2 separate regions of the Homo sapiens genome follow, and region 1 is linked to region 2. Evidence: chromatin loops called from intact Hi-C (ENCODE). Cell type or tissue: sigmoid colon. All regions are shown on one strand. Each heading gives the region's core, and the rest is flanking DNA. Links, peaks and the distances in the headings are about the cores only.

Region 1 (11,812 bases), core at 1,504-9,503, 80 kb before region 2:
AACAACTAATACCAATTCTACACAAACTATTTTTAAAAATAGAGGAGGAGGGAATACTTCTGAACTCATTTTACGAGGCCAGTATTACCCTGATACCAAAACCAGACAAAGACACATCAAAAAAAGAAAAAAAGAAAACTCCAGGCCAGTATCACTGATGAATATCGATGCAAAAATCCTCAATAAAATAGTAGCAAGCTGATTTCAACAGCACATTAAAGAGATTATTCATCATGACCAAGTGAGATTTATCCCAGGGATGCAAGCATGGTTCTACGTATGGAAATAGATTAATGTGATACAGTATATCAACGGAATGGAAGGCAAAAACTGCATGATCATTAAAATTGATGCTGAAAAATCATTTGACAAAACTGAACATCTCTTCATGATAAAAACCCTGAAAAATCTGAGTATAGAAGGAATATACCTCAACATAACAAAAGCCATATATGACAGACCTGTAGTTGGTATCATATTAAATGGAGAAAAACTACAGGCATTTCCTCGAAGATCTATAACACGATAAGGATGCCCACTTTCACCACTGTTCTGTAAATCCTAGCTAGAGCAAACAGACAAGAGAAAGAAATGAAGGGCACCCAAATGGAAAGGGAGAAGTCAAATTATCCTTGTATGTAGATAATATGATTTTATATTTGGAAAAACTTAAAGACTCCACCAAAAAAACTATTAGAACCAATAAACAAATTCTGTAAAGTTGCAGAACACAAAATCAACATACAAAACTCAGTAGTATTTCTATATGCCAACAGTGAACAATCTGAAAAAGAAATAATCTCATTTACAATAGCTACAAATAAAATAAAATACATAGGAATATAGCAAAAAAGTGAATGATCTCTATAAAGAAAATTATAAAACATTGATGCAAGAAATTGAAGAAGATGCAAAAAATGGAAAGACATTCCATGTTTATGGATTGGAAGAATCAATATTGTTAAAATGTCCACACTACCCAAAGAAATCTACACATTTAATGTAATCCCTATCACAATACCAATGACATTCTTCAAATAAATAGAAAAAACAGTCCAAAATTTATATGGAACACAAAAAGACCCAGAATAGCCAAAGCTATCCTAAGGAAAAATAAAACCGGAGGAATCTCATCACCTAACTTTGAATTACACTGCAGAGATATAGTAACCCAAAGGGCACAGTAGTGGCGTAAAAACAGACACATGGATCAGTGGAACAGAATAGAGAATCCAGAAACAAATCCACACACCCACAGTGAACTCATTTTTGACAAAGGTGCCAAGAACATACACAGGAAAAGACAGCCTCTTCAATAAATGGTGCTGGGATGATTCTACATCCATGTGCAGAAGAATGAAACTAGACTCCCATCTCTCACTATGTATAAAAATCAAATCAAAATGGATAAAAGTCTTAAATCTAATACCTCAAACTATGAAGCTACTAAAAGAAAACATTGGGGAAACTCTTCAGGACACTAGAGTGGGCAAAGATTTCTTGAAAAACACCCGACAAGCACAGGCAACCAAAGCAAATATGGACAAATTGGATCTCATCAAGTTAAAAAGCTTCTGCACAGCAAAGGAAACGATCAACAAAGTAAAGAGACAACCCACAAAATGGAAGAAAATATTTACAATCTACCCATCTGACAAGAGATTAGTAACCAGAATATATAAGGAGCTCAAACAACTCTTTAGGAAAAAAATTTTATAATCTGATTTTAAAAAGGGCAAAGGATCTTAATAAACATTTGGCAAAAGATAAGACATACAAATTGCAAGCAGACATATGAAAAGGTGCTCAACATCATTGATCATCAGAGAAATGCAAATTAAAACTACAATGAGATATTATCTCACCCCAGTTAAAATAGCATTTTTTTTTTTTTTTGAGACAGAGTCTCACTCTGTTGCCCAGGCTGGAGTGCAGTGACCCGATCTAGGCTCACTGCAAGCTCCGCCTCCCGGGTTCACGCCATTCTCCTGCCTCAGCCTCCCAAGTAGCTGGGACTACAGGCGCCCGCCACCACTCCCGGCTAATTTTTTGTATTTTTAGTAGAGATGGGGTTTCACCGTGTTAGCCAGGATGGTCTTTATCTCCTGACCTCGTGATCCGCCCGCCTCGGCCTCCCAAAGTGCTGGGATTACAGGCATGAGCCACCATGCCCTGCCTAAAATAGCTTTTAACCAAAAGACAGGCAATAACAAATGCTGGCAAGAATGTGGAGACAAGGGAAGTCTCATATGCAGTTGGTGGGAATGTAAATTGGTACAACCAATATGGAGAACCTAGTTTTCTTTACAGTAGGTTTAAGTGGGCTTAAAATATTCAGTAAATCATGCTCTAAGCAGATGTGCTGTCATCTAGGCTTTGTTGTTTCATTTCTGGAGCACAGGCAGAGTAGATTTGGCATAATTCTTATGGGCCCTAGGAGTTTGGAATGGTAAATGATCATTGCTTTCAGCTTAAAGAAAAGAAAGAAAATGTGGTACATATACGCACTGGAGTACTATCCAGGCATAAAAAGGGATGAGATCCTCTCATTTGCAACAACATGTGTGGAACTGGAGATCATTATGTTAAGTGAAATAAGCCAACCACAGAAAGACAAACTTTGCATGTTCTTCCTTATTTGTGAAAGCTAAAAATTAAAACAACTAAACTCATGGATATGGAGAGTAGAATGATGGTTACCAGAAGATGAGAAGGGTATTGGTTGGAGGCAGAGAGGGTGTGGTCAGGAAGAAGTGGGGATTGTTAAGTGGTACAAAAACATAGTTAGAAAGAATGAGTAAGACCTAGTATTTGCCAGCACCACAAAGTGACTATAGTCAAAAATAATTTAGTTGTACATTTTAAAATAATGAAGAGTGTAATTTGTTTGTAACACAAAGGATAAATGCTTGAGGTGATGAATACCCCATTTACCTGGATGTGATTATTATGCATTGCATGCCTGTATCAGAATATCTTATGTGACCCATGAATGTATACACCTATTATATACTTACAAAAATTAAAAACAAAAAAATGAAATTGCAGCAATTCAGTCACTTCTTTATACTCCACTTCTAATTCTAGCTCTCTTGCTATTTCTACCACATCTGCAGTTGCTTCCTCCATTGAAGTTTTGTATCCTTCAAAGCTATCCCTGAGGGTTAGAATTAACTTATTCCAAATTCCTGTTAATGTTGATATTTCTGACTTTCTCCCATGAATCATGAATGTTCTTAATGTCATCTTAAATGGTAACTTTTTTCAGAAGGTTTTCAATTTCCTTTACCTAAATCCATCAGACTAATCACTGTGTATGGCAGCTACAGCCTTACAAAATGTATTTCTTACATAATAACACTTGAAAGTTTAAACAACTCTTTGATCCATGGGCTGCAGAAAGGATGCTATGTTAGCAGACATGAAAACAACATTCATCACCATGCACATTTCCATCAGAGTTCTTGGTTGACCAGGTGCAATGTCAATGAGCAGTAATATTTTGAAAGGATTTTTTTTCTCTACAGTAGGTTTATGTGGGCTTATTCAGTAAACCATGTTGTACACAGATGTGCTTTCATCTAGAAATGTGCTTCATTTCAAGAGCACAGGCAGAGTACATTTGGCATAATTCATATTGGCCCTAGGAGTTTTGGAATGGTAAATGAGCATTGTCTTCAGTTTAAAGTTACCAGCAGCATTAGCCCCTAGCAAGACAGTCAGTGTCTTTTGAAGTTTCGAAGCCAGGCATTGTCTTCTCCTCTTTGGCTATGAAAGTCCTAGATGCATCTTCTTCCAATACAAGGCTGTTTGTCTACATTGAAAATATGTTGTTTAGTGTAGCCACCTTCTTCAATGATCTTAGCTGAATCTTCTGGGTGACTTTTTGCAGCTTCTCCACCTGCACTTGCTGCTTCACCTTGCATTTTTATGTTATGGAAACAGCTTCTTTCTTTAAACCTCATGAACCAACCTCTGCTAGCTTCCAACTTTGTTTCTGCAGCTTCCTCACCTCTCTTATCCTTCACAGAATTGAAGAGCTAGGGCCTTGCTCTGGATTAGGCTTTGGCTTAAGGGAATGTTGTGGCTGGTTTGATCTTCTATCTCGACTATTAAAACTTTCTCCATATCAGAAATAAAGCTGTTTTCCTTTTTGTCATTTCTATGTTGACTGGAGTGGCACTTTTAATTTCCTTCAAGAACTTTTCCTTTGCATTCAAAACTTGGCTGTTTGGCACAAGAGGTCTGGTTTTTTGCCTCTCTCAGCTTTCAACATGCCTTCTTCACTAAACTTAATCATTTCTAGCTTTTGGTTGAAAGTGTACATGTGTAACTCTTCCTTTCACTTGAAAACTTAGAGGCCACTGTAGGGTTATTAGTTGGCCTAATTTAATATTGCTGTGTCTCAGGGATAGGAAGGGCTGAGGAGTGGGAGACAGATGGGGGAACTGTCAGTTTGTGGAACAGTCAGAACGCACACACGTTTATCCATTAAATTTGCTGTCTTATATGGGTGTGGTTTGTGGAAGAATTCCGATAGTAACATCAAAGATCACTGATCACAGATCATCATAACAAATACAATAATAGTGAAAAAGTTTGAAATTTTTCATTTCTTTAAAACATTTCAGAGAATTACCAAAATGTAGCAGAGACACAAAGTGAGCACATGCTGTTGGAAAAATGGTGCCGATAGACTTGATTGAGATAGAGCTGCCACAAACCTTCAATTTGTAAAAAAAAAAAAAAAAAAATGCAATTATGTTCAAAGCACAACAAAATGATGTATGCATGTATGCCATTTCCAAAGGAATCCCTTGGCAGTCACATTCCCCTTGGCCAGCAGGTGGCAGTGCTTGCTCATCGAGGTACAGAATATTGACCCTGCCTTAGCATCAGGGCCCAGCAGGAGTTTTAGCTTGCTGTTTTACGCTGCATGTGTTCTAATTTTCTCCCTTTTATATTTCTTATTCTGTGACTTGTTGTTTCTTTCCCACCACTTCTGTTCCCCTCCAATGCTAGACCCATCTCTATTATGCACCTAACAGCCTCCTCAAATATGTGCCTTGTAGAATGTGGCCTTTCAGGAATGTAGGTGAGGCTTACGTATCACCCCCTGAAAGTCCCAATGAGAAATAATGCATTTAAAACAAGCCATCTTGAAAAGCCTGAAAAATTATGACTAAATCACAAAATATTAAGTCCTAAAGGGGAAGGGAAGACAGATACTCAGCTGGCCTGCCCATGTTCACCACTCCAAACCCATGACAGGCCGAGATGCTCAGTGTGAGGCTCTGTTACCACACTGGGACTTGCCATGGCTTCAGAGTCCTTCTGAGCACAGCTACTCAAGAAGCTTCTCCTCCTAACAGGCAAGCATGACACACTCTGCCAAACCAGGAAGGGCAAGTTTCTGTAATAGGGTACACTATATGTGCAGTTCCCAGGCATTACATCCTGCATTTAGCTGCATTCCAGGGGCCACTGGCTAAGTCTTTCCACCTTTTTCTCTTCTCCAGTATGATAACAACAATGCATTAATAATAGCAGCTACTATTAATGAGCCCATGCTATATGTGAGGCAATTCATGATTCATATGCATTATCACATGTATTCTTCAAAACAAGATGAAAAGTAGAAGTTACACAAGTGGAGACCACAGACTAGGTTAAAAAATTGGTCAACGGCAAAGTCACACAGACAATAAGGGGAAGAACCAACATTGAGTTGAAACCATCTGACTTTCAAAACCTTACTCTTAACCTCCCACTCTTTTGAGGTACTCCAAGCCACCACATGTTCTCCCTTCAGCTGCTAAAAGTGGAGCAACGCCATCACCCCCATGTCCACCCACACCCACAATTTCCCTTTGCCACCCCCCACTCATAGCTCTGCAGATCAGATTTGGCAGCCGATCTGCTGCTCTGGAAAGGCTGTGGTCCTTTAGTTCAGGGTCCCATCTCCAGCATTATGGGAAAGAGGCCCTATAGTACCCAGGTAGGCAATCAGCCCAGTGGCAAAGGGTAGCTGGGCTTAAGGCGAGGGACCTCACACCGCCAGCAGGGCTGCAGGAGCCTGGTGGACTTGTGGCATGTGGGGAAACCCGAAGGGAGGCTTAGAGGTGGCATGTCCCCTGATTCAGAGCTGGTGTTTGGCGTCTCTGAGTCATCAGTAATTCTCCACACCCTGGGGGAGGGCAACTCCTCAAAGGACCCATAAAGAAATAAATTCTCATCTGAGTGGCTGTTGAGGTGAGGGAAGGGGTCAGGTCTTCTGCAGCCTGGGTGAGGTATATGAACAAACCATTCTTGCAAAAACTGGCCTGGTTTCTCTGTGAGAGCACTGTCGAGAGATGTCACATTCCTGTTGCTTTCATTATGTGGTGCATTCCCAGGTCTGATGAAGAAGAAAGAGAGGGGCAGATTGCCATGATAGTTTTGGTTGACTGCATCACTAATTTCATTGACCTGAAAAATGGGTAGCCATGGAAACTGTGGAAGGCTTGTTCTGGAAGGGCCCTACTAGCCTAGTGTTGCTATATCTTTTGTAACTTATGTTCCAGAAGTCTTCCACCTGTGGGTTACAAACTATTAATGGATCCTCATATAAATTTAGTGAATCTCAACCAAACATTTTTAAAAAGGAAATATACAAGAATCAAATACAAATGAGATATCCTACAGCACTCCTCATGTTGAGTCAAGTAACCTTTGGGAGAATTTTTGTTTCCATTCTACACAGTTATGAGTACACCGAGTCACAATATAAAATGTGTTCTTACTGTGGCTGTGGTCAAAAATGTTTGTAAACTGGCCAGGTGTGGTGGCTCATGCCTGTAATCCCAGCACTTTGGGAGGCCAAGGTGGGTGGATCACTTGAGCTCAGGAGTTCAAGACCAGCCTGGGCAACATGGTGAAACCCCGTCTCTACTAAAAAAAACAAAAAAAAAAGAGCACAAAAATTAGCTGGGCATGGTGGCATGCGCCTGTAGTCCCAGCTACGTGGGAGGCTGAGGCACAAGAATCGCTTGAACCCTGGAGACAGGTTGCAGTGAACCGAAATCACGCCACTGCATTCCAGCCTGTGCAACAGAGTGAGAACCTGCCTCAAAAAAAAAAAAAAAATGTAAACTGCTGCTAACCCAAATCTCAACTTTACCGAAAGGAAAGTTCCCCTTTTTTATTTTTCCAGAATTTATAGCACTAAATGCCCATAGGAGAAAGCAGGAGAGATCTAAAATCAACACCCTAACATCACAATTAAAAGAACCAGAGGGGCTGGGCATGGTGACTCACACCTGTAATCCCAGCACTTTGGGAGGCCAAGGCCGGCAGATCACCTGAGGTCAGGAGTTTGAGACCAGCCTGACCAACATGGAGAAACCCCGTCTGTACTGAAAATACAAAATTAGCCGGGCGTGGTGGCGCATGCCTGTAATCCCAGCTACTCAGGAGACTGAGGCAGAAGAATTGCTTGAACCTGTAGGCGGAGGTTGCGGTGAGCCAAGATCGCGCCATTGCACTCCAGCCTGGGCAATAAGAGCAAAACTCAGTAAAAAAAAAAAAACAAACAAGAAAAGAAAAAAAAGAACTAGAGAAACAAGAGCAAACAAATTCAAAAGCTAGCAGAAGGCAAGAAATAACTAAGATCAGAACAGAACTGAAGGAGATAGAATGAAAAACCCTTCAAAAAAATCAATGAATCCAGGAGCTGGTTTTTTGCAAAGATTAACAAAATAGATAGACCACTAGCCAGACTAATAAAGAAGAAAAGAAAGAAGAATCAAATAGACACAATAAAAAATGATAAAGAAGATATCACCACTGACCCCACAGAAATACAAACTACCATCGGAGAATAGTATAAACACCTCTACACAAATAAGCTAGAAAATCTAGAAGAAATGGATAATTTCCTAGACACATACACCCTCCCAAGACTAAACCAGGAAGAAGTCAAATCCTTGAATAGACCAATAACAAGTTCTGGAATTGAGGCAGTAATTAATAGCCTACCAACCAAAAAAGGCCCAGGACCAGTTGGATTCACAGCCAAATTCTACCAGAGCTACAAAGAGGAGCTGGTACCATTTAATTTTTTGATAGAGAAGTGGTAAATCATGAACTAGGCTGAAATAAATCAAACTTAGACATATGCGAGGAAGGGGACAACGCTCAGGAAGATTCCTACCTACCCTGAAGAATTCCAGAGAAACTAGAGGCATGAAGAAGGGGAAGAGTGAAACATAGGAATGAAAAGAGTCAAGTCTGTCATCCAACGGATGGAAGTTTCAGAAAGAGAGTATAGAAATAGCACATGAGAGAAAAGTGCCAGAAATTATAAGATACTTTATCTGAGCCAAATAATACAAGTCATCATATGGATAGAGTCCACAGAGTAGCCATCACCTTGAAAATAATTTCTTATGTCTAGACATATTGTTACAAAATTTCAGAACATGGAGGTTCAAGTAAATTTGCAACAGCCTCCAGAAGGGAAATATTAAAGCAAAACAAAACAAATCAAAACACAGGTAACCCATAAAGTAGCAAGAATCAAACTTGTTTCAGCAACACTGGAAACTAGAAGACCATGGACCAAGGCCCATGGACCAGGGACCACACCTGAGAGAGAAAAAGCATATGCCGTCTCTTTATGTACATATGACCATGGGAAATTTCATAGAAACTCAAAGTTCTGCCGGAAGTGGTATTCAACCTAGAATTTTTTTTTTTTTTTTTGGAGATGGAGTCTCACCCTATTACCCAGGCTGGAGTGCAATGGTGCGATCTCAGCTCACTGCAACCTCTGCCTCCAGGGTTCGAACAATTCTCCCGCCTCAGCCTCCCTGAGTATTGTGCGTATGAGATTCCTATGTTCAATGAGACTTGCTTAAATTTGCCTTAGGCCTGAGCAACATGTCTCCCAAACAGAAAGAATTTACTCTGCCTATAGTTGGGCAAGCCCTTTGGAAACATAAACATAATGATTTGAGGTAAATGCTGCCCTTCTCCACATGTAAATAATACCCATTGCATTGAAAGAGCTTTGATTTATATTTATTATACATTCTGTCTTCTAGAAACACACTAGTTAAATAACAATAAATTCAAGCAACATGAAAAAAGAAAAGATTTTTTAAATCCCATGAATATATTTCTTTTGTACTATTTTAAGAAAATTCATTCATTCCATTAGAAATAATAATACCAACAATAAAAATACGGTGGTCGGGGAAGGAGTTCCATTTTCAGTTCTGGTAGAGCAGCTTATATCACAACAACCCTCCCACTGCAAACAGCTATAAAAGCTACGTAAAATGCAAAGAACATCAAGAGGCAATAAAAGAAGTCAGGACTTTTGAGGCCCAGGTCCTAAGAGTAATAATATACATTGAGATGGGTGTGGCCTTTTTTGTTTTTCCCTGCTTAGAGTCAGATTTTTATGGATAAATAAACAAACACTGCTGGGGTTTTGATTAGGATTAAAGAATACCATTAATGAACTTGACCTAATTGATGTATGTAGAGCAATGCACTGTATAATTACAATATATAGTCTTCTCAGGTGTACTTAGAAAGTTACCAATGTTAACCATATTATGAACAATGAAACAAGTTTCAGAACATTTTAAAGGAGATTATGGTCTTCGCAGAGAATAGAATTAAATTAACTATCAGTATCAAAATGATAAATGGAAAAATCATTTAATAAATAAAAATTAGAATTGTTCTTTCTGTTATAAAGAAATTGAGGCTGTAATTCAAAACCTACTCTCATAACAAACTCCAAGTGCATTTGGCTTTACCAGCGAATTCGTTCAAATATTTAAGGAACGCATGAAATTACACCAATATTATATATGCTCTTCCCTAAAATAAGTAAGTTTTGCTACAGCTGGTCAGAGTGTAAACTGGTACCATAACTACTTCATAAACTATTTGGCATCCTATACTAAAGTTAAATCAATGTAATCTTATGATCTAGTAGCTTTACCTCTATGTACTCATAAGAAATGTGCATATATATTTACCAAAATGCATTTTCAAGAACATTCATAACAGTATTTTTAATAAATGTCCCAACAGAAGAAACCCAAATGCCATTAATAGAAAAATAATTGCATGTGTATATTCATACAAATGAAATACTATGCTATTATGAAGATAAATTAATCACTGCTTCTCACCACAACATGGATGGATGAATGAAGCCAGCCACAAAATAGTACATGCAGAATGGCTCAATTTAAATAAATTTTACTTTATATAAAAGTCACACATAGCTAATTCATGGTGAAAGAAGCCAATAACAGTGTTCACAGAGGATAATAACTATGGAGAGGCCCATATAACTCAGTTTTCTGGTAACATTTTTTCTTGTATTAACTCTGCAAATTGAATGTTGTATTAATAGTTTCCATCAGTCAAAATAGTGAGGTTCTCTTATTTCTATAAAATACTTTCAGTTTCATCCATGTTGTTTCAATGACAGGATTTCATTCTTTTTATGGCTGAATAGTATTCCATTGTGTATATATACCACATTTTCGTTTTCTATTCATCCATTGATGGAACTTAAGTTAATTCTTATCTTGGCTATTGGCTATTGTGAATAGTGCTACAGTAAACATGGTAGTGCAGCTATCTCTTCAATACTGACTTGCTTTATTTTGGATATATACCCAGTGATGGGATTCCTGGATCATATGGTACTTCTATTTTTTGTTTTTTTGAGGAATCTCCATACTGTTCTCTATAGTGGTTGTACTACTTTACATTCCCACCAACAGTGTACAATCATTCCCCTTTCTCTACATCCTTACCATTATCTACTATTTTTTGTCTTTTTGATTAAAGCCATTTTATCTGGGGTGAGGTGATAGCTCATTGTGGTTTTGATTTGCATTTTTCTAATGATTAGTGATGGTGAGCATTTTTCATATACCTGTTTACCACTTGTATGTCTTCTTTTGAGAAATGTCTATTCAGAACTGTATTAGTCCATTCCAGCATTGCTATAAAGAAATACCTGAGGCTGAGTAATTTATAAAGAAAAGAGATTTAATTGGCTCATGGTTCTGCAGGCTGTACAGGAAGCATGATGCTGACATCTGCTTGACTTCTGGGCATGCCTCAGGAAATTTACAATCATGGCAGAAGGTGAAGGGGGAGCAGACACATCACATGGCCAGAGCAGGAGCAAAAGAGGGACGGGGGAGGTTCCATACATTTTTAAATGCCCAGATCTCGTGAGAACTCACTCACTATCACCAGGACAGTACAAAGGGGATGGTACTAAACCATTCATGAGAAATCCATCCCCATGATCTAATCATCTCCCACCAGACCCCACCTCCAACATTGGAGATTACATTTTGACATGAGATTTGGGCTGGGATAACATCCAAACTCTATCAAGATCTCTTGCCCATTTTAAAATCAGATTATTTGGGCATTTTTCTTGATGTGAATACTTTATTAAATTAATGAATGCAAACCACCTATCACAGAACCTACTAGTAGGTGATGTTCGAGGAATATTGGTTCCTCTTTCCATACCTATGTGGTCATCTTGAAATTGTGTGACCTCCTTCACATAAGAACTGGGCAAGAGAATTTGGATAATTTAGTGCAGTCTACCCAAAAATTCTTAACAGGAACTCCAAGCACGTATCTGCAGGGCAGCAGCAGCAACAGACTAGCCATTCTTTCCAGGGCTTCTTCCATAGCTAAAACTCAAAGAAACATTTATGCCCATGTTTCCAAGGAGGAACATATGGCCAGACATCAGCCATGTGTTCCTCCATGT
Region 2 (11,812 bases), core at 1,525-9,524:
TAGGCACTCTGCTAAAAAGCAAAGTTCCAGGCAGGGATTAAAATACTTATATTTTGCTTGGGAGGTATAAGCCTAAGGTGGTGAGCATGAGAAACCCAGTAAGTGAGGCATGGGAAGATGTGAAGCATCACCGCACAGCCACCAATTCACAATGAGCCCCAAAGAACCATACTCAGCATGTGTGTGTGCTCAGTACAAGGGTGTACCCTTCCTATCTGTTTTTCATTGGTCAAGATTAACTCCATGATACAATACACACTCTCACCCCCCACCCATATACATTTCTAGGTTACATCATCCAGCCTCAGTGACAGGTCAGGAACTAGACCTTACACTTTGCATTGGGACATTACATCCAAATCGGGAAGAAGAGGGGCAACCCCACACAGATGGGGCTCTGACCATAGAGGGAAAGAAGGTACACTAAAATTAACCTTACCTAAAATTGCATCATTCTTGAGAAGTCATTGAGGTTGTATTTCTGAAAACCAAGGAAGTAATCTAAAATGAATGAAGAAATAAGACCTAAAAAGCAATGGCTTTACCCCAGGAGAGCAAAGAATGTTCTATGATTATGGCTGGACAGTTGGCTCTGAGAACAACTATTTCAGACAGAAGCAGGGGACAATGCTCCAACAAGATCTACAGGAACAGCTTGAGCATATGGTGAAAGCATTTGGTGGGAGTTTTAAAAAAGAATCTATTCAAACATCACTCTAGAAATATTCCCTTTGAGTGGTATAGTCATGATATTAAATTCGTAGAGAAAGAAAAATACTCCTAGCACACCACTCAGGTCAATGTTGAAAAGATGTCTTTCATAATAATGTAAATGTGTATTGATTTTCTAATTTTAAAATTAATTAACAGACAAATTACAGAAGACTTAGACTATTACAAAATAGAATGTAAAGTTATCAACCATGACAATATAAAAGCACAATGGAATGGGTGGAATATTGACCACACCTGAGGGAGAAAAAGGATATGTCATCTGTTTATGTAGATATGACAACAGGAAGTTTCATAGAAATAATTTCACATGCCCAGATGTGTCACAGAAGTAGCTGAAAGACACTGGATCTGATAGGGAAAATGGACAGATTACACTATGTCCAAGGGCCCCACCCAACCCTGTTGACTTATATAAGATTCTGGAACCATTACTCAAATTCCATGGGTGACAGTAAGTCTATAATCCTAAAAAGACTGGGATTAGTTTTCCTGCTACATGATAGAAGGTGCTTAAAAGAGAATTACACTTTGTTAGAGAAAAATAGAGTCATACATCGTGCACACCTCAGTTTGGAGACAGCTTTACAACTACTCTAGATGTGTGCAGTTATTTAATGTAACATTGAAAACATTCTAATTGTTCATCAATAAGAATTTCTAGTACAATGTATGTTCACTGCAGCACCGTTTACAATAGCAAAGACTTGGAACCAACCCAAATGCCCATCAATGACAGACTGGATAAAGAAAATGTGGCACATATGCACCATGGAATACTCTGCAGTCATAAAAAAAAATGAGTTCATGTCCTTTGCAGGGACATGGATGAACCTGGAAGCCATCATTCTCAGCAAACTAACACAGGAACAGAAAACCAAACACCGCATGTTCTCACTCGTAAGTAGGAGTTGAACAATGAGAACACATGGGCACAGGGAAGGGAACATCACACACCGGGGCCTGTCAAGGGGAGGAAGAGCATTAAGACAAATACCTAATGCATGCGGGGCTTAATACCTAGATGACAAGTTGATAGGTGCAGCAAACCACCATAGCACATGTATACCTACGTAACAAACCTGCACTTTCTGCACATGTATCCCAGAATTTAAAGTAAAATTTTAAAAAAAGAAGTTATAGTGTATCCACACACTGGAACACATGTTAAATAGTCATATAGTTAGATCTATATGTGTGACTCTATTCATGTTACAAAACAACACTCTACGTTTATGTGTGTGTGCATGCATGGGGGAATGGGGGCATACATGCACACGCATGTGTTTGGGTGCATATCAAAGGTCTGGAAAGACACACATCAAAGTATTAATATGATAATCTGGGGAAATAAGAGGAATTTGCGTTATGTGAAAGGGAATTTTTATTTTTACTTTATATTATGTATGCTTTGTTGTTTCTGAGGATATTTTAATTCAGATTATGCATGATCTGATTTGTGCACATATATTGTTTATAAGATGTTAGCCTCTTCTAAATTTTGATAAGAAATTCATTTCCAGGCCACTCATGTCATCCCTGTTTCAAAAACCCTTGAAGGCTTCCTGCTGCTTCAAGAAAGAGACTTAACTCCTTAATGTGGCTTAAAAGAGATTTCATGATTTGGCTTGTGTTTACTCCTTTTGCTTTACTTCTTCATTTCTTGATAGTATACCTACTGTCAAGGGGGCAATCTCAAAGCTCTTCCAACCTGTCACAGCATTATGTGCAAAGTCCATAAACTTTAGTTGATACTGAGACGTTTCCATCATTTCTACTGTCAAGCCAGTCAATTCTCAGTTAACAGCAAACAACAGACTACTAGCATTATGTTTTCCATCTTTCCCTCCAAATCTACACATTCAATAGGCACATGATTTTCTTCCCAAGTGACTATAGGCAACATTTATAACAAATGCTTTGCCTCTGCTTAACAGGGATCTTCATCTTTTCAGTCTTCAATATGTTTCCTTAACACCCACCAACCTACCACTCTGTCAAAGTCACTCATTTTAGATTTTGTTATAGTATGCCCTAGCCACTGTATCAATTTCTGTTTTACTTAGTCAGCACCTGGTTCTGCTGAAGTAACAACCCCCAAAATCTCAATGGCTTAAAGCAACTAGAGCTTATTTATTGCTACATTATGTGATCATTGCATGTTGACTGGGGCCAACATTTTTCTTTCTTATGGACCCAAGCTAAGATGGACTCTATCTTCTTGCTTCTACAATGTGCCTGGAACTTTACATACTTCATCTTGTTTAATCTTCACAACAATTATTATCTGTGCTTTCTAGGAGAGAAAACTGAGTCATGGAGATATTAAGCAATTTTCCCAATGTCATGCATCTAAGAAACAAATCAGTTAGGACTTGAATCTGGACAACGTGTTTCCCCCTAAGCTTACCCTATACCTTCGTAAGATATTTATGAAGAGTCATGGTAAATGAATGGAGATAATAAAATTGACTGGGATGGGAAGAAGGGGTAGGGGTTTATCTCAAAAACTGATCTTGGAAGAGAATGATAATTTCAAACTTAAATTTTAATTAGTGACAGTATATAAAAGCAAAATTATGTTATGATGTTAAACAAACAGCTAAAAATTGGGTGAGAATAACATGTCTCTATTTTAGTAATTCCATTTACTCAGCAAAATGCTTATGGCACGATTCTTTAATTTAGTGCAGTACAGCTTGTATGTCTAGGGCCACTGTGAGTCCTGGAGTGCCTGGGATTATCTGCGTAGATTGGACATGAAGGTTTAATGGCCATGAAACAGGCAGTATTGCTTGACGCCCTAGGATTTGTATGGGAGAGCTGAGGTAGACGCTCAACCCCCGGCAGCATTCTAGGTGGAAAAGAACCACTATAAAAGGAAAAAGCTGGGGTCCTCTCACAGACTTTGCTCCGGAAGCTGAACAGAGTGTGGTGGAGAGGAGCTTTTTGAATGCAGCACTGAGTAGTGTGTCCCTTTGTCCCCTGATGCAGGATGAGAGTTCAGGTGTCTGTTAACTAGTTGAGCTCCAGGAAACTGGGAACTGAGAACAGACTATAGAGGACCATCATGTTTTGAGGTCATGTGGAATTGTCTCTAACACTTGAGGACCATTTCCCAATCCAGCAAGTATCTGACATGGCAGAAAAGCACAGCAATGTCAGTGAGTCTGTGAGGCAAGTAACACCTGTAGCGACAGCTACAGCCAGAAGGGATGCCATCCACCTCATTAGTGTAGGACACAGATGATCACTCTCTCCTCCTTGCAAAACTTTCTTCACCTGGCTTTCAGGACCACACACACACTATTCTAGTTTTCTTTTTTACCTCACTGCCTGTCCCCAAGTCTTTCTTGTCCCGGTAAATAGAAACTCCATTTGCTTAGGCCAAATATTTAGCCTACCCCTGACTCTTCTTTCTCATACTTACCACATACAATTCATTATTAAATCCTGTCAACTTTCCCTTCAAGCCATTTCCAGAATATGATCCCTTCTCCCACACTTCTTACTATAGCCACAGTGACCATGTCAATCCTCTGCTCAAAACTGTCAGAGCTGCATCATCTCACAGATATGGTCCTACAAGATCAGATTTCTTGTCACCTATTTGATCTTATTTCCCATCATTCTCTCCATTTCTCACTGAGCTCCAGCTACACTGGCCACCTTGCTGCCCCTCACACATACTGAAACTAGTGCCACCTTAAGATCTTTACATTTGTGCCCCTCCCCAACTTCCTGGAATATGTGGCTTGCTCTCTCACCTCCTTCAGGTCACAGCTGAAATGCCATCTTTATTAGAGAAATATGCTCTGACAGTACCATCTAAAATAGCAGCCCTGCCACCATCCCCTCCTTGAATAACTCCCAATCTCCCTCTCCTATTTCTTATTATTACCTCTCTATAGCACTTATTGCCATCTGAACATATTTGTTTATTGTCTGCCTTTTCACTAGAATGTAAGCTGTAGGACAGAAAAGTTTTATTTGTTTCCTGAGAGCCTGGGCTTGTTTTGGCACACAGTGAATACAAAGTAAATATTTACTGCATGAATTACTGACCTAACCCCATGTTGCGTTTGTAGAAAGAGACCAGCAAAGGAGAATGAGTCTTGGGAAGTTAGGCTAAAAGAGGCCTTGGAAAGGCCACTGAGGAATCCAAATGAGACACAGCTGAGAGACCTTAAAAAAACAGAAGGAATTGGAATTCCAGTGATTTCTCTGAAAAAGAGTTGCTACAAACCAGAGACTGCTGCTGTTTTTCAGGGGCCTAGGAAATGTGGTTCCAGCATGATGAGTTTAAAGTTTGACATATTTTAATCAGCTTAGCAAAGGCATTCGTTTTATAGAAAAAGCTGGATATATGTGACTATATATCTTGGGTAGGGGGTCAAAATGAGCAGAGAGCCATCATTTTGAATCTTAGGGAGAGCACAAACTTCGAGGCTTACATTCACAATACAATCAATGGCATCCTTCTGTCCCCTGGTGGCCACACAGCTAAACTGCATGAAGAGATAAAGTCTTTGAAGATAAAACAAAACAATAATTTCAAGGTAATATCTTTCAAAGCCTGTACCAACCATACATGTGTGTGCAGTGCATGTGTGTGTGTGTGTGTTTTAGCATAAAGATCTCCCAAGGTTTCTTTTTCATGAAACATGTCCGTGCTGCCTTACTCTGAGTTCAGCATTAAAGGGGACCAGTTGAATGGAAGACATTACCCTGACAGCTACCTTTTGCTGTAAAACACACCCCCCAGTCCAGACCACAAACAAGCTCCTTTCATAGCCATCTGCCAGGTGTGTTTGTAGAACTGATATCTGTTGAAGCTTGGAGGTTTGTATAGGCAACCTTAAAGTCTGGGATTCTACAACTTTATGATGATTCTTTCTCATTCTATCCCCTTCCAGTCTATGAGTCTGGGCATCCCAAATTTTCCCACTTCAGGCTTTCACTTGTTGGAAGCATCTACATCATCTTTGGATTCACTTCTATTTGTCCCATTTTAGTTCTGCAAAACCTTACAACAAGTATTCTTGAAGAAAAAATACCAGAATAGATCCTGCACAGATGAAAAGAATTAATTTAGCATTGTATATCTGTTACATGCAAGCTTGTATAGATTTAGGTATGTGTAACAGATATCTAAATGTCTGTTCAATTCTTGGTTTGGAGTTGCTAGTCCATGATATTAAAGGTGAAAAAGGTCCTGTTCATTTTATAGATGAATTAAGTGCAGTGAAATGCTTACTTCAAGATCACATAGCCAATTGGAGGTAGAGCCAGGACTAGAATGCAGGCCTTCTTACACCTTACCAAATGCTGCTGTTGGCAGCAAAGAGACAAAGCTATCAGCATCGACGAAGCTGACCCCAGTGAACAGTGCTCCCTGTGGTTTTAGATAGTTCAACAAACCTCGTTCAGCTCAGCAAACAAGAAACTAAACTTCATGACATCCTTAGTTTTGCTCTGTGCCTGGCTGCCTAGACCTACCAATCATGATTTCCAGGGGATTCCAACTCCATGATATCTCTTACATTCATCAATTTTCTTCCAACTTCCACAGAAATTGCTGTGGTTCAGACGAGTCATCTAGAAGAAACCCTGTTGCAAGTTCTATACAGCACACATGTGCCAACACACACACACAGAGACACACACACACACATGCTTGCATGTACACAAACACACACACACACACACACACACACTACCCATAAGTATATGTAAAGAGAACGGCGGGTATTATATCCCAAGCATGCCAAAAACAGTAGGCCCAGTGTGTATGACTGTTGTGCTTTTTTGGGGGGTAAGCTGTGATTCACAATGAATTCCATTTTAGAATGATAATTTTAAGGGCTGGCACAGGATCTCTTTAGCTATATATGTATACATTGTATATCTGTACATGAGAGAGCCACTTGCTATTTTTAAGAATATTGTTTTCTCGCTTCTTAAAACAAAGTATTATTTTTAAATTACAGAAGAAACACTATTTATTAAGATTTGAAAGGTATACATCCTATAACCCAGTAATCTCACTTCTAAAGTGGATACATGGACCCAAGGAAGTTTGTACAAAGATATTCATAGCAGCATTGTTTTGTAAGAGTGGAACAGTAGAAACTACCTAAATGTTCATCAATAGGAAAATGAATAAACTGTGTCCTATCCATACTGTAGATACAGTATGGCAGCTAAACTCAACAAGGTGAGTCTGTATATACTGACATGAAAAAAAATCCCCAAGGCATACTGTTCCATAAAAAGAGCAGTCTGCAGAATCATATATATTATTTACAATAAAAAATACATTCATTTATTCATGTAAATGTGCAGAAAAGCCTGGAATCTTATACATCAAAATGACAGTATATTTTACCTCATGGGAGTACATGGGAAGGTGGGGGACAAAGAGAAGACAAGATGAAGGGCAAGGGGCATTTTAGGCTTTTGTTATATCATGATGTTTTGGCTGAAAAACAATATCATGTATTGTGTAATTTAAATTAAGTACTAAAAATTAATATGTAATTGTTTAACTATTTCAAATCATATAATACATAAAATAAAAAGTGATATTTCATCTTTACTTTTCCATAATTTATTTATCCCTTCCCCTTTTGGTGGACACTTTAAAGTTGTTTTCATTTTTTAAATTTGTTATTACAAAGAAAATTCTTCTTTGCTTTTTTTCTTTTTCTCACTCATGTTATTATTTCTGTAGTATAGATCTCTAATACTCTGGTCATGGAACATAAGCACTTAAAAATTTGACAGATGCTGCCAAATTGCCCTCTAGAAAGACTACGCTAATGATTCATAGAACATTAGTTCTGTCCATGTAAACTCCCTAGTTTACATTACCAAGCTTGCTACAATAGCAGTTGCACCCAGACGTTCTGATGGGGCCTCAAGTCCAGATGATAGCTGGCTTCATTTCCTTCCCTTTGTCGGTTGACCATTGGTGGAAAAAGTGCAATGTCTGACCAGATGGCCCAATCAATAGAGGGAGCTGGGGTAGAGTGAGAGGGGCTACTAGAAGACTAAATCTGCAGGAGCTATGAAACGCCGACAAATTAATGACCCATGGGCTACATGTGACCCACAGACATGTTTCTTTTGGCCTGTATAATGTTGGGCTACAGAGTGTGTAAAAAAATATGACTCAGTGGTAAGCATTAAAGGAACAGTGCTTAATCCCCAACTTGTGATGTTTTCTTTCAGGTCGTTCTCTATGTACAGATTTATCAATTCATATAAAACCCCTGATATTTCTTTATTTCCTCACTCCTTCCATGAGAGGTAAAATGGCTCCTTTTTCCCTTTTTCTTTGTAGCTGGTTCACCAGCAGAGCACGTTTCTGCCTTCAACTGGGCAATAATTCAAATTCTGGAGTTTAACATTAGAAAGACTAGCTGCCCTGAGATAAGTTCCATTCTGGAACAGAAAGGTAATATTTTTATTTGAAGCTATCTTTATCTTTGTCTCCCAATTGATTCAGAATTAAACTAGGAAAGAGATGTACTATTGATTGGACCTCCTTAAACCCAAACACCATGTTCTAAAATATGGAAATTTTGAAATTGAGAGATTGTGCATCATAATTGATATTTCTGGATTTTTTGAAAAAACTGGAAGATTAACCCTGAGCCCTTGTTTCTAAATTGTGTGCTATCCAACTTATCACAGTCCTTACTATTCCCTATTATCTGATACCTAGAATGAGAGACCACTGACATTGAGCCTCATGTGATAATAAAATTGTAGTAGACAGAGTAATACACCCCCCACCATCACAAAGATGTCCACATTCTAATCCTCAGAACCTGTCAATATGTTCATGGCAAAAGGGATTTTGCAGGTGTGATTAAGTATAGGGACAATATCTGGGGTGGGCCCAATATAATCACGAGGTTCCTAATAAGGGAAATATGAAAACAAGAGGCTCAGAGTCAGAAATGATGGAAGCAGAGGTCAGAAAGGAACGGGATTTGAAGATACTACACTGCTACCTTTGAGGGTGCTAGAAGGAATCACTAGCCAAGGAATTTAAGTAGCCTCTAGAAAGTAGAAAAGGCAAGAAAAAGGATTCTCTCCTAGAAGCTCCAGAAAGGACACATCTCTGCTTATACCTTGATTTTAGATCAGTAAGACCATTTTGAACTTCTGGCTTCCAGAACTGTAAGTGAATAAATTTGTGTTGTTTTAGACCACCAAGTTTAAGTGGCAATCGGAAACCAATACAAAAGTTAAGGAGAAAGTCAAACACTTCTTATACTGGTACACCTATCACGAGAGGGAAAACAAATTAGATCAAGATGGCTATACATTTCAGTAATAATGTGAGAGAGTATTTCTTTGTTTTGTTTTGTTTTTAAGAGACAGTGTGTCACTCTGTCACCCAGGTTGCAGTGCAGTAGTGTCATTCACTCTAACTTCAAACTCCTGACTCAAGAAATCCTACTGCTTCAGCCTACCTAGTAGTTAGGACTACAGGTGCACACCACCACAGCCAGCTAACTTTTAAAATTTTTGTAGAAACCGTGTCTCACTATGTTGCCTAGACTGGTCTTGAGCTCCTGGCCCCAAGTGATCCTCAAGTCTCAGCCTCCCAAAGGGCTGGGATTACAGGCATGAGCTACCACTCCCAGCCTACATTGCTGATAGTTTAGCCAGCATCCAACACTCCCCTTACCTTTCATTAAAAGTACTCTGATTTTTGTTTAAGTATTTAATGCTCTCCCATATCTTTGATATACTTTAGGGAAAACTAATGCTTCTCTGGTCTAAATGTGATTCTATCCTTGCTACAATGAATCATTCAGGAGCCCAAATTTAAGAAAGTCAATGAATAGAATTTCCAGATTAAGAGATTGGCTCAATATTGGGTATGTGGCTTAATTTTGTTTTTTTTTCTTCCTGTATTCTTTCTAGCTAGTGACCTAATTTTTACCAGTGCAAGTCTGTGAAATTGTTTCCTGTTTCTGTATTACAAACAACCTCAAAACGTAATGGATTGGCAGAAGTCAATTGGAAGATTCTTTTGCTCCACATGGTGTAACAGAGTTACTAATGTGCCTGCATTTAGCTAGGAGTTTGGCAGGAGGTAGAAATTCCAAAGGTGGCTTTTTATTCTTTGGAGTCCATCTTCAGATGACTTCTCTTCATTCAGTAGTCTAACCTGAGCTTCTTTACGGTATGGTTAACAGATTCCAAGGAGGAGCATTCCAAGAGACAAGGATGCAAGAACACAAAGAGAAAAATACAATGTGTAAATAAACTTTTGCTTTTTCATCATATGTCTCATTGGCCAAAGCAAGTCATATGTCCAAGTTCAGAGTCAATGAAGAAAGTGACTACACAAGGGCATGAATACCAGGAGAAGAGATTTATTGCAGGCCACTATCCACCACAGGAATGCTTAGCAGAGGTTTAAGGGAAAGAAATTTTCTTATTTTTAACTATTCAAATATATTTTCTTTCTTCCTCTATTCAATATGGTATACGAATGGGAAGCCTGGATCTGCTTTAGCCATTTTTGCACAATGATGAAAATCAGGCTAAGGATAAAGTCAACTAACAGAGTAGGCTAGGCTAAGGATAAAGTCAACAAACAGTGGGACACAAATGAAGCAATCACAGAGAAACAGACCTTAGGCCACAGGATTAAGTCAACCTGAAATATGTTTTATTTCTGGACTTCCAAATAAGTTAATTAAAAGCATTCTAACTATACAGCAAGTGAATTCCATTACTGCATATTTAACATGCAAAAGATGTCTGTTGACAGAGTATAACTTAAAGTGCCATTATGAAACAAATCATAAGAACTATGATAGAAACATGGAAGTGTTTAATAATAAAAATAATAAACTAAAAAAAAAGAACTGAAATGTCAACAGTGTTTGCTTTGGAAAGCAAATTGGTGATGCTATTAGGAAGTACAGTTATTTATAAAGTAAAAAAAAAAAAATTGCTTGTGCAGGAAGCCCTTTTAGATACAGCATATATAGAGTTTGAGGTGGAGTCAGAAGGCCATTTAGAAGCCTCCATCTGGCCAGGCCTGATGACTCACACCTGTAATCCCAGCACTTTGGGGGACTGAGTGGGGCAGATCACTTGAGGTCAGGAGTTAGAGACCAGCCTGGCCAACGTGGTGAAACACTGTCTCTACTAAAAATACAAAAAATAGCCCAGCGTGGTGGTGCGTGCCTGTAATCCCCACTACTCAGGAGGCTGAGGCAGGAGAATTATTGCTTGAACCTAGGAGGCAGAGGTTGCAGTGAGCTGAGATCGTGCCACTGTACTCCAGCCTGGGCAACAGAGCGAGACTCCATCTCAAATAATAATAATAATAATAATAATAATAGTAATAATGGTGGCCAGGTGTGGTGGCTCACGCCTGTAATCCCAGCACTTTAGGAGGCCAAGGCAGGCGGATCACCTGAGGTCAGAAGTTCAAGACCAGCCTGGCCAACATGGTGAAACCTTGTCTCTACTAAAAATACAAAAATTAGCAGGGCATGGTGGCAGGTGCCTATAATCACAGCTACTTGGGAGGCTGAGGCCAAACACCGCATGTTCTCACTCATAAGTGGGAGTTGAACAATGAGAACATATGGGCACAGGGAGGGGAACATCACACACCGGGGCCTGTCGGGAGGTAGAGGGATAGGGTAGGGATAGCATTAGGAGAAATACCTAATGTAGATGACGGGTTGATGGGTGCAGCAAACCACAATGGCACATGTATACCTATGTAACAAACCTGCACATTCTGCACATGTATCCCAGAACTTAAAGTATAATAAAAAATAAAATAAATTTTTAAAAAAATCTCTGGACACATGTTTCTCTTCTGACATTATAGGCTCTGAAGTAAGAACCACAGTCGTCATACAAACCTGGGGAGTGTTGCGCAGGCATTTCCTTCCTACTCACGGCTGTGCCGTCAGTGCATTATTAATCAAAGCTTGTTCAATCAACACTCTCTCCTGCCAACCTGTTCAACACAATCTGACATTTGCTAAATGTGCTTCAAAGAAAAAAGAAGGAAAACACATGGCAAAAT

Evidence for each region. Hi-C counts contacts between places; a loop is a spot of excess contacts. Peaks named below come from ENCODE experiments on the same cell type or tissue, not always from the same donor. Only the 100,000 strongest peaks of a DNase experiment are listed, where the experiment ranks them.
Region 1: a loop joins it to region 2, with 9 times the contacts of the local background. A loop is called at or near these places in 81 of 110 quality-filtered maps.

The regions. Positions count from the first base shown.
Region 1 is chrX:37,740,704-37,752,515 of GRCh38, forward strand. No RefSeq gene overlaps it. Among named protein-coding and RNA genes, the nearest start is that of CYBB, 33 kb to the right of the region's middle. RefSeq lists an enhancer at 4,928-4,977. In sigmoid colon, for the core only: a CTCF peak has its summit at 4,821 (motif pointing right); a DNase peak (open chromatin) is centred at 4,858; H3K27ac peaks cover 1,054 bases.
Region 2 is chrX:37,820,205-37,832,016 of GRCh38, forward strand. No RefSeq gene overlaps it. Among named protein-coding and RNA genes, the nearest start is that of DYNLT3, 21 kb to the right of the region's middle. In sigmoid colon, for the core only: a CTCF peak has its summit at 5,233 (motif pointing left); a DNase peak (open chromatin) is centred at 5,227; H3K27ac peaks cover 169 bases.